Regions from separate parts of the Homo sapiens genome. Here regions 2 and 3 are each linked to region 1. The links are chromatin contacts, found by Hi-C or POLR2A ChIA-PET in ENCODE. All regions are on one chromosome and are shown on one strand. Each heading gives the region's core, a stretch centred on a gene start or an enhancer-like site at or near the end of the contact. The rest is flanking DNA. Distances are from core to core; before and after follow the strand shown. Region 1 overlaps LARGE1 (LARGE xylosyl- and glucuronyltransferase 1). Region 2 overlaps LARGE1 (LARGE xylosyl- and glucuronyltransferase 1). Region 3 overlaps LARGE1 (LARGE xylosyl- and glucuronyltransferase 1).

Evidence for each region. Hi-C counts contacts between places; a loop is a spot of excess contacts on that map. ChIA-PET counts read pairs that join two places held with the same protein, here RNA polymerase II (POLR2A). Pooled maps may share reads with other maps.
Region 2: a loop to region 1 is called in a map of Right ventricle myocardium inferior, with 5 times the contacts of the local background. The contact joins two enhancer-like sites. A Hi-C loop is called at or near these places in 1 of 168 maps with a recorded cell type or tissue (Right ventricle myocardium inferior), 2 of 37 single-sample maps with no recorded cell type and 6 of 50 pooled maps. POLR2A ChIA-PET finds 5 or more read pairs at or near these places in 1 of 52 experiments (H1).
Region 3: a loop to region 1 is called in a pooled map, with 2.2 times the contacts of the local background. The contact joins two enhancer-like sites. A Hi-C loop is called at or near these places in 1 of 37 single-sample maps with no recorded cell type and 4 of 50 pooled maps. POLR2A ChIA-PET finds 5 or more read pairs at or near these places in 1 of 52 experiments (GM12878).

The regions. Positions count from the first base shown.
Region 1 is chr22:33,298,214-33,301,243 of GRCh38, forward strand. All of the region lies in intron 12 of LARGE1 (LARGE xylosyl- and glucuronyltransferase 1), which reads right to left. Among named protein-coding and RNA genes, the nearest start is that of LARGE1-AS2, 140 kb to the left of the region's middle. RefSeq lists enhancers at 1,620-1,669, 1,680-2,049. Within about 2 kb of position 1,523, at least 5 of the 41 ENCODE cell types and tissues checked have a DNase peak (open chromatin) inside an H3K27ac peak, as active enhancers do.
Region 2 is chr22:33,779,446-33,782,475 of GRCh38, forward strand. All of the region lies in intron 1 of LARGE1 (LARGE xylosyl- and glucuronyltransferase 1), which reads right to left. Among named protein-coding and RNA genes, the nearest start is that of LARGE-AS1, 56 kb to the left of the region's middle. RefSeq lists an enhancer at 333-834. Within about 2 kb of position 1,531, at least 3 of the 41 ENCODE cell types and tissues checked have a DNase peak (open chromatin) inside an H3K27ac peak, as active enhancers do.
Region 3 is chr22:33,658,232-33,661,261 of GRCh38, forward strand. The region is part of intron 2 of LARGE1 (LARGE xylosyl- and glucuronyltransferase 1); the gene reads right to left. Among named protein-coding and RNA genes, the nearest start is that of SNORA50B, 45 kb to the right of the region's middle. Within about 2 kb of position 1,405, at least 10 of the 41 ENCODE cell types and tissues checked have a DNase peak (open chromatin) inside an H3K27ac peak, as active enhancers do.

The DNA.
Region 1 (3,030 bases), core at 273-2,772:
TGTGTGAATCCCGATGCTAGCAATGGCACATACAGCTGCAATGACCACCAGGCTGTAAACCTGAGGGCCAGAACTTTGTCTCCCCTGTTCACTGTTCTAGCCCCAGCACCTGAAACAGTGCCTGGCCACGCAGAGGCATGGAACAAAGAATGTTTCGGGCATTCCTGGGTGCTCTGCAAATACTGTTAGCTCTTATCTTCTCAGTTCCTTAAGAACTGGGGAAGAGGAAAAAGCAGTATGATTCCCACTTCACAGATAAAACAAGTTAGAGAAGTTAAGTGCCTTTCCCAAGGTCAAATAAATTCTAAATAAAGAGTACTCAGCATCAGTCAGCCATGGTGGCTCACGCCTGTAATCCTAGGGTTGTGGGAGGCTGAGGCAGGAGCACTGCTTGAGCCCAGGAGTTTGAGACTAGCCTGGACAATAGGGTCTGGGTTATGTTTATTTTTCTAAAAGGAAATTAAAAAATTAGCTGGGCAAGGTGGTGTACAACTGTAGTCCCAGCTACTTGGGAGGCTGAGGCAGGAAGATTGCTTGAGCCCAGGAGTTTGAGGCTGCAGTAAGCTATGATTGCACCACTGCACTCCAGCCTGGGTGACAGAGCAAGACCCTGTGTCTAAAGAGAAGTAAAGGAAAGAAAGAAGAAAGAAAAGAAAAAAGAAAAGAAAAAGGAAAGATGGAAAGAAAGAAAAAAGGAAAGAGAGAGAGAGAGACGCGGGAAGCAGTGGCTCTTGCCTGTAATCCCAGCACTTTGGGAGGCCTGGGTGGGCGGATCACTTGAGACTAGGAGTTCAAGACCAGCCTGGGCAACATAGCGAAACCCTGTCTTTACAAATGGTAAAAAAAAAATTGGCCCAGCATGGTGGCGCATGCCTATAATCCCAGCTACTGGGGAGACTAAAGTGGGAGCATCGCTTGAGCCTGGGGAGGTTGAGGTTGCGGTGAGCCATGATTGCACCATTCCACTCCAGCCTGAGCAACAGAGTGAGAGAGAGAGAGGAAGCAGTATGGAAAGAAATGAATTAAAGAGAGAAAATGAGAAAAGAGAGAAAAAGAAAGAAAGAGAGAGAGAAAGAAAGGAAGGGAAGGAAAGGAGTGGAGGGGAGGGGAAAAGAGGGAAGGGAAAGGGGAGGGAGAGTCCTCTGCACTGAAACGCAGGTCTGAATGACCCCCAGGGACAGCAACATCACCTACAATGTAGCATACTGCCTGACACATAGTACATGCTCACTACACAGTTTTTGAAAGAATGAGTAGTATCAATATATAGTTTCTCATTTTCAGAAAGCAAAAAAATTGAGATGGTCACATGAAGCTACCCAGGCTGCACAGAAGGTGGCAGAGTTTGCAATGGCGGGGGTTGGGTTGGGGCAGGGGCCTAGCACAGAAGTCCAATACTGAATAGGCCAAGGGGCAGAAAATGAACTCCTGCTGGGCACCCGCCATAGCCCCACAGGAGGCTATCATTAGCTCCTATATTAACTGAGGAAGTGAAAGAATGAGGAGATGAAGCAAGCAGCCCCAACTCACACACTTGATTAGTGTTGTGGAACCTGGCTTCAAAGGCAAGTCTGCGCAACCTCTGCCATGCCCCGCTGACTTTCGCCTGACATTTCTGAGATCAAAAGTGAAAGCTGTACATCCAGGAGCTCATTCTTCAGAAAAAGTAGATGAAGGGGCTGGAAGGAGATTTTAGTAAAACTCTGCAGCTATTGTCCATGCGTACAGCTTATTCCATTATTTTCCAATTGATCTGTTTGTTTTGGCTGTAATATTAGCTGGTTGCTAAGCAACTGCTCAAAGAGCTAACATGCTGAACTTTTTTTGGTAACCAAATAGAACCCCAAAAAAGGTGATATAAATCAGTGTTTGGGGGTACAAGCCGAGGGCTGCCAGTCGGCCTGCTCTGGTACCCTGGGGGTTTGGGAGTAACCTGGCCCCTTCGACAGAGTGAGCAGGCTGGCATGGAGGAAGGCTGCTTTCCTCCTCCTCTAATGCTAACATTTAACTTCTCTGGGGCCTCAGTTTGGTCACCTGTAATGGTAGTTACCTTAAAGAGCAGTGTGAAGAACAGAGGTAATGACAGACTGAGTGCAGCTGGCAGGGTTTCTGGCACATGGTAAGGGCTCAGTAACTTGTAACTGTCATCATTCTTAAGTAATTAACAAATGTGTTTTTTTGAGATAGGGTGTTGCCCTGCTGTTCAGGATGGAGTGCAGTGGCACAATCATGGCTCACTCTAGCTTCAGCTGCCTGGGCTCAGGAGATCATCCTGTCTCAACCTCCCAAGTCGCTGAAACAACAGGCATGTTCCACAATGCTCAGCAATTTTTTTTCTTTTTTTTGGAGATGGAGTCTCACTCTGTTGCCAGGCTGGAGTGCAGTGGTGCGATGTCAGCTCACTGCAACCTCTGCCTTCCGGGGTTCAAGCGATTCCCCTGCCTCAGCCTCCCTAGTAGCTGGGACTACAGGCATGCACCACCATGCCCAGCTAATTTATGGTATTTCAGTAGAGATGGGGTTTCACCATGTTGGCCAGGATGGTCTCGATCTTCTGACCTCGTGATTCACCGGCCTCGGCCTCCCAAAGTGCTGGGATTACACGCGTGAGCCACCGCGCCTGGCCAATTTTTGAAATTTTTTGTAGAGATGGGGTCTCACTATATTGCTCAGGCTGGTCTCGAATTCCTGGGTTCAAGCAATTCTCCCACCTCAGCCTCCTAAAATGCTGGGTGACAGGTGTTAGCCACTGCACCTGGCCAATATTAATATCTTGACAGAGCTTGGGTACAGAATTTTATGGGAGATCAGTGCTGAGAAAGTCAGTTTCTAGAAGGGTCTGGGGGCTTCATTGGAGTCCTCAGCTGCCACAGCAAACAGCACCCTTAACCTCAACTCCCACCAGTGATGCTATGGTGTGCACAAGGGGCATCCACTGGTAACGTCTGGGTCAGAAATGAATCCATCTACTCACCAGAAAAAATGTCCCTGAAGCCAAGGGTAAGTTGATATGATTATGTCATATGAAAA
Region 2 (3,030 bases), core at 281-2,780, 480 kb after region 1:
CAGTGAGAAGTAATCAAGTTCCTAGCGACAGTTTGATCATTTTAAAACAAAAGGCCAGGCGTGGTAGCTCATGCCTGTAATCTCAGGACACTGGGAGGCGGAGGTGGGTGGATCACCAGAGGTCAAGAGTTGGAGACCAGCCTGTCCAACATAGTGAAACCCCATCTCTACTCAAAATACAAAAATTGCCAGATGTGGAGGTGTGGTGGCGTGTGCTGTAATCCCAGTTACTTGGGAGGCTGAGGCAGCAGAATCACTTGAACCCGGGAGGCGGAGGTTGCAGTGAGCCAAGATCGCGCAACTGCAGTCTGGCCTGGGCAACAAGAGCAAAACTCTTGTTTCAAAAAAATTAAAAAAAAATTAAAAAAAGAAGAACTAGGGGGTGGTAAGAGGGTACAGTCTACTGTATCTTCCTCTCCTAATTCTACTTTCATGGTATAGAATGCTCACTGGGCTATTGTGTCAGTTTGCCAGGGCTGCTATAACAACAGTGCTACAAATTGGGTGGCTTAAACAGCAGAAACTTGTCTCACAGTTCTGTGGGCTAGAAGTTCAAGATCATGGTGTGAACAGGGCACGCTCACTCTCAAGGCGCTGGGGAAAGATCTGTTCCTGGCCTCTCTCCTAGCTCCTGGTAGGACCTTAGCTTGTGGCAACACAACTCCAACCTTCACGCGACATTGTGCCTGTGTGCACGTCTGTGTCCAAACTTCCCGTTACAAGGACGCTGGTTGTAATGGATTAAGGACCCAAGTGGCTTCAGGATGACCTCAACTAATTGCATCTGCAACAACCCCATTTCCAAATAAGGTCACATTCTGAGGCACTGAGGCTTGGAACTTCAACATATGAATTCTGGAGACAGAATTCAACCCATAACAGTTACCTGCACCATCGAGTAAAAGACACAAGTAAACCACTGTGAGACAGAGTCAAAAAGAGGCATTTCAGTTCCACGGGGTCAGTGATACCCAGTCCCCAGCAGCCCCTGTCGAAGAGCAGTGGGGCTCACTCCAGGCAGCTGGAGGATGGACAGCACGGTCTTGACAGCTGCCACAGGCCTCAACAGTCTGAATGGTGTGAAAGAAGGAGCATGAAGCCAAGCTTTAGGAAATCTCAGTCAGCAACTGACTATGACCCTGATGAACACAGCCTCTCTGAATTTCAGCATCCAAATTAAAATAACTGTGGGTTCAATAACTGATCTCTAACATCTAACACACAACATCTGCTTATCCATTCCAAAACCCATCAGGAGACATAAATCCCTCCTCTGCAGCAGTGCAAAACTATTTAGGGCTTAGAACAATTTCTTGCTTTCCTTGCTGCAGCTAAGAACTTTTAGCTAATGTTCTTGCAGCCTTCAAAGTTACAGAGTAAGTCTCAGGCACCCCGGCCTCAATACAAAATCAAATTGTTCAGATATATCTCACTCACACAACACATTAGACAGATGTAGCACATAGAGTAAACACTCTGGTTAATAAGTGCTAGGTCATTAGTTGTGGGGCTGTCAGTAGAACCCAATAACTGCGATAGCGCACAAAGCTGCCCCGCCTTAGAAGTCAAGCTAAATGCTTTCCATTTTTATCACCCAATTCATAACCTTGTTGTCTGGCTTTAAGAATCAATAGCCTGGTGGTTTTGGTATCCAATAAATTTGTCTTAGTTTGGACGTTTTTCATTTCCCACGTCACTTGAAGAGAGCAGGGTACGGTAAATTGCTCTTCTCACAGGATTTGTTTTTCCAAATCTATAATTTCACACTGACGGCCAGGTGCTGTGGCTCACACCTGTAATCCCAGCACTTTGGGAGGCCAAGATGGGTAGATCACCTGAGGTCAGGAGTTCAAGACCAGCCTGGCCAACATGAGGTGAAACCCCATCTCTACTAAAAATACAAAAATTAGCCAGGCATGGTGGTGGGTGCCTGTAATCCCAGCTACTCGGGAGGCTGAGGCAGGAGAATCACCTGAACCTGGGAGGTGGAGGTTGCAGTGAGCCAAGATTGCACCACTGCATTCCAGCCTGGGCAACAGAACGAGACTCTGCCTTAAAAAAAAATTCACACTGACGTGTTCCAGAAACTAGTGAAAGCAAAGAGGAAAGAATGCAGACAGCAGAAGCCCCATCCAAAGACCAAGGCAGCTTCCAGCTGTGATCACTTAGGACAATTCACTGAACAAGTTCCATATGAGCAAATGTCAACTGGTCTACCCCAGGGTGACCCATCACTCACCTAGCAAATAATACTTATCTAGCACTTAGTATGTGCCAAACCCCGTGCTAAGTAATTTACGTAAGTGACCGCATTAGTCCATAAATTCCACTGCTTTATGCACACACACAAATAGATATACATAAGATATTTATTTCTATATTTAAATAGTACACTGATAAAAATAGAAAGCAATGCCAGCTCCGTGGATAACAGAAAGCAGCAAGAGACTGAAAGAACCAGCACATGGTAAAAGAAAATCAATGTGTGTGTGTGTATATACATATATATATATACACACACACAGACTCAAGATCACTGAATTTAAGCCTGAAAGAGAGCTTGGGGAGGAGGTAGTTCTCTAATACAATGTAAATTATCTGCATGGGGAAAATGAGGCTCAGACAAAGAATTGGCATATCCAAAGTTAGCCAGAGGGCAAAGGATAGAATTAAGTCTGGAGTCCGAGTTCTTCTTTTTGGGTTCTGCTGTTTGTTTTATCCTCCTCCTCCTCAAATCAACTATTTTTAAAAATGTTTAAAGCACTAAAATATGGCAAGGTTCATGACTGAGACGCATTTAAGACGGGAGGGAGAGTAGCCCCTATCCTTTATGTCTCTCCCAGTCCAAATCCACAGAGACAGAACATGGTTATCAGGAGCTAGAATAAGAGGAGAGTGGCAGTGACTGATAATGCATATGGGGTTTCTTTTGGGAGTGAGGAAAATGTTCTGGAATTCGTTGTGACAATCACACAACCTTGTGAAAATACTAAAAACCACTAAATTGTACATTATATGAATTGTACATTT
Region 3 (3,030 bases), core at 155-2,654, 360 kb after region 1:
ATTCATATAGCATCTCTGGAGGTGGGGGTCTAGTTATCAGCATTTAAAAAAAAATTTTAATTTAATTTTACGGTCCGGGATACATGTGCAGGACATGCAGGTTTGTTACATGGTAAACATGTGCCACAGTGGTTTGCTGCACAGATCAACCCATCACTTAGCTATTAAGCCCAGCATCCATTAGCTACTCTTACTGATGCTCTCCCTCCCCTGCCAACTCCCCAACAGGCCCCAGTGTGTGTTGTTCCCCTACTTGTGTCCATGTGCTCATTGTTCAGCTTCCACTTATGAGTGAGAACATGCGATTTTTGGTTTTCTTTTCCTGTGTTACTCTGCTGAGGATAATGGCTTCCAGCTTCATCCATGTTCATGCAAAGGACATTGTCTCATTCCTTTTTATGGCTGCATAGTATTCCATGGTGTATATGTACCATATTTTCTTTATTGAATCTATCACTGATGGGCATCTGGGTTGATTCCAGTCTTTGCTATTGGGAATAGTGCTGCAATAAACATATGTGTGCATGTATCTTTGTAACAGAATGATTTATATTCCTTTGGGTTTTCAGCATTTTTAAAAACAGCCACTCCCATGGGATTCTCATGTGTAATGAAGGTTGAGAAATGCTGGCTGAGGCATTTCCCCAGACTCTCTAGATTCAAAGGAAGTCTTAGCATTGCCACACTTAATTATAGTATTGCTCTGACCCTGCACTCCATTTCCCTTACACAAGCCTCTACTGTATTCTCTCAGCAGCTTCCATCATGTGACCCAGACCCACATGATTTCCTGGTATTGTAGCTCCTCCAAGCATAGGGCCTGCTTTGCTCCTCGGCATCGCCCTGCTTCCTGGAAGACAGTCTCCTTCAAAAGCAGTTCCCTTCTAGCCCAGCTGCCTGACTATCCAGCTTCTCCGGTTTCTGGTTCCTTTCTCTTGACCAATCACAGGTCACCTTATTCCAATATATGTTTCAATTTTTCATTCTCCATATGAGACTATATTCATTTAGCAATTTGTAATTTTTGTTAGAAAATGCCCTCCTTTTAATTAACATAAAGATTTCACACCCTCATTCAATGCCAAATATCTAATATCATTTGATATTTCAAAGTAAATTAAATATTGCAGCCAAAGTCATTTTAGAAAAATTTAGAAAACTCAGTTTGATCTTAAAAGTTAATTTTGATCATGAGATGTCCACAGGAGAGCTGAGTCTGCCAACGTGTCATCAGCTTTTCTTTTCTAGGCAGTTTATAAGTCACAGCAAGACACAGGTCCAGGCTGAGCCATTTTCTTAAGTTTCAAAAGCATGGAATCAGATTTGCTGTGGGAAGGAAAATGGCAATGATGACACACAAAGGCTGCTCGCTTTTTATGAGGTACACAGGGAATGTTTTGCCCCAAAATTCCCCTAAGTGATTTTCTGGAAGTTATCTTTGGCAACCAAAGCACACTTGAGTTCCAGCAAAGGCCCTGGAGACAGATCTTCTGACAAAGATGGAAGAACAGTTAAAAAAAAAAAAAAAAAAAGGAGAGTTCCTCACTAGCTTCTAAAAAGAATTTGCAACTACAGTGCCAGGGAAAGAGGCCTGGATTCACTGCACCATAATAGGCTGAATGAGATCTGACTTTTGTCTTCCATAAAATCATTTCCAAGAACGTTAGCTTAAAGAGCTTCATTAAGTCAAGAAAATGAAGACATTTTTAGCACCAATTTGCTGTACCTATACCTGGGTTTAGACTACAAATGCTTGAAGTGTGTTCTAACGAGCAATGATACCAGTTTTTGTCTTTTGAAACTTCAGGTTCAATGATTTCAAAGCTTCAAATGTTTTGTTGTGTGTGTGTGTGTGTGTGTTTTTTTTTTTTTTTTTTGCCAAATATGCTAAGTTTTGAAAGTTGGAGGCAGTTGGTCTTTGAACTGCTGTTACCATGGTGGGGCAACCATGTCTTCCTGCTTCTATAACTGGCCCGTCATATACTCAAGGAGTCTGAGTATGGACAAAAGGGCTTTGTTAGTAGCATTCAAATCGTCACCAACCAAGGCCAAAAAAGATAATGTATTTAGTGCTCTGTTTCCTAGAAAAATGGAAGGACTTGACAGCAGAGTGAAGGTCTTCTCTTAGATCACCAGGTGGTTTAGAAAACCGTCATTGGAGGGTAATGATAACAGTGTATACTAGAAAAGGTGAATAGATATTCACCGCAAATCCTGACAATTGATCTGTGTGTGAGAGCACAATAAATTCACATTCCAGTCATCTTTGAAGAGCCTCTGCCCCCAGTTAGCCCCTAAACTTCAATCACTTTTACACAGCCTTGAAGGCATCACCAGCGTTAGTGACGGTCTCCAATGGTTGAGTCTGAGAAAGCATCCTTTCTCCTTCCCCAGTTTCTTGAGTCCTATTTCATACATATGCAATAGTTGGACACAATCCCCTTTGTTGGTAGATTCATCAAAACTAAAAGCTAAACAACCATAACGATTTTATCCTTTGCAAAGCATCAACTGAGTGTCCTCAATGTGGCTATTTACTATAAAATCAAATGCAGAAATACTATAGAATTTCTTAATTTTCTCTTTAGCAGCACTCAAGATGAAAGATTTCATAAGTGTTTTTTCCACTGATTTAATTTTTTAAAACCTTTGCAATAAATGTGTTATTTGATATGAAATATTCATAGCCCTTATAAAATCCCACTAAAATGTTCCAAGAGTGAGGCGAATCACACGTGCTAAGAATCATATTTTACAGTAAAAATTTTTAATGAGGTTTGATTTTTTTTTTTGTAGCTAAAATCTTGTTCAAATCAGAAGACCCACATGGGATGATTTTTTAGCAAAGATTTTCAATTTTATTTTGCATTCATCATACTGAGTATGTTGAAAACTATCCTTTTCTCACTTTGTGAATCTATACTTGCTGTAAGCCTCAAACTGTCATTCTGGTTGGCCATATTTATTACCAAAAAAGGTTCTATGATTTTTTTTTTTTTTTTGAGCCAGGGTCTCGCTCTGTTGCCCAGG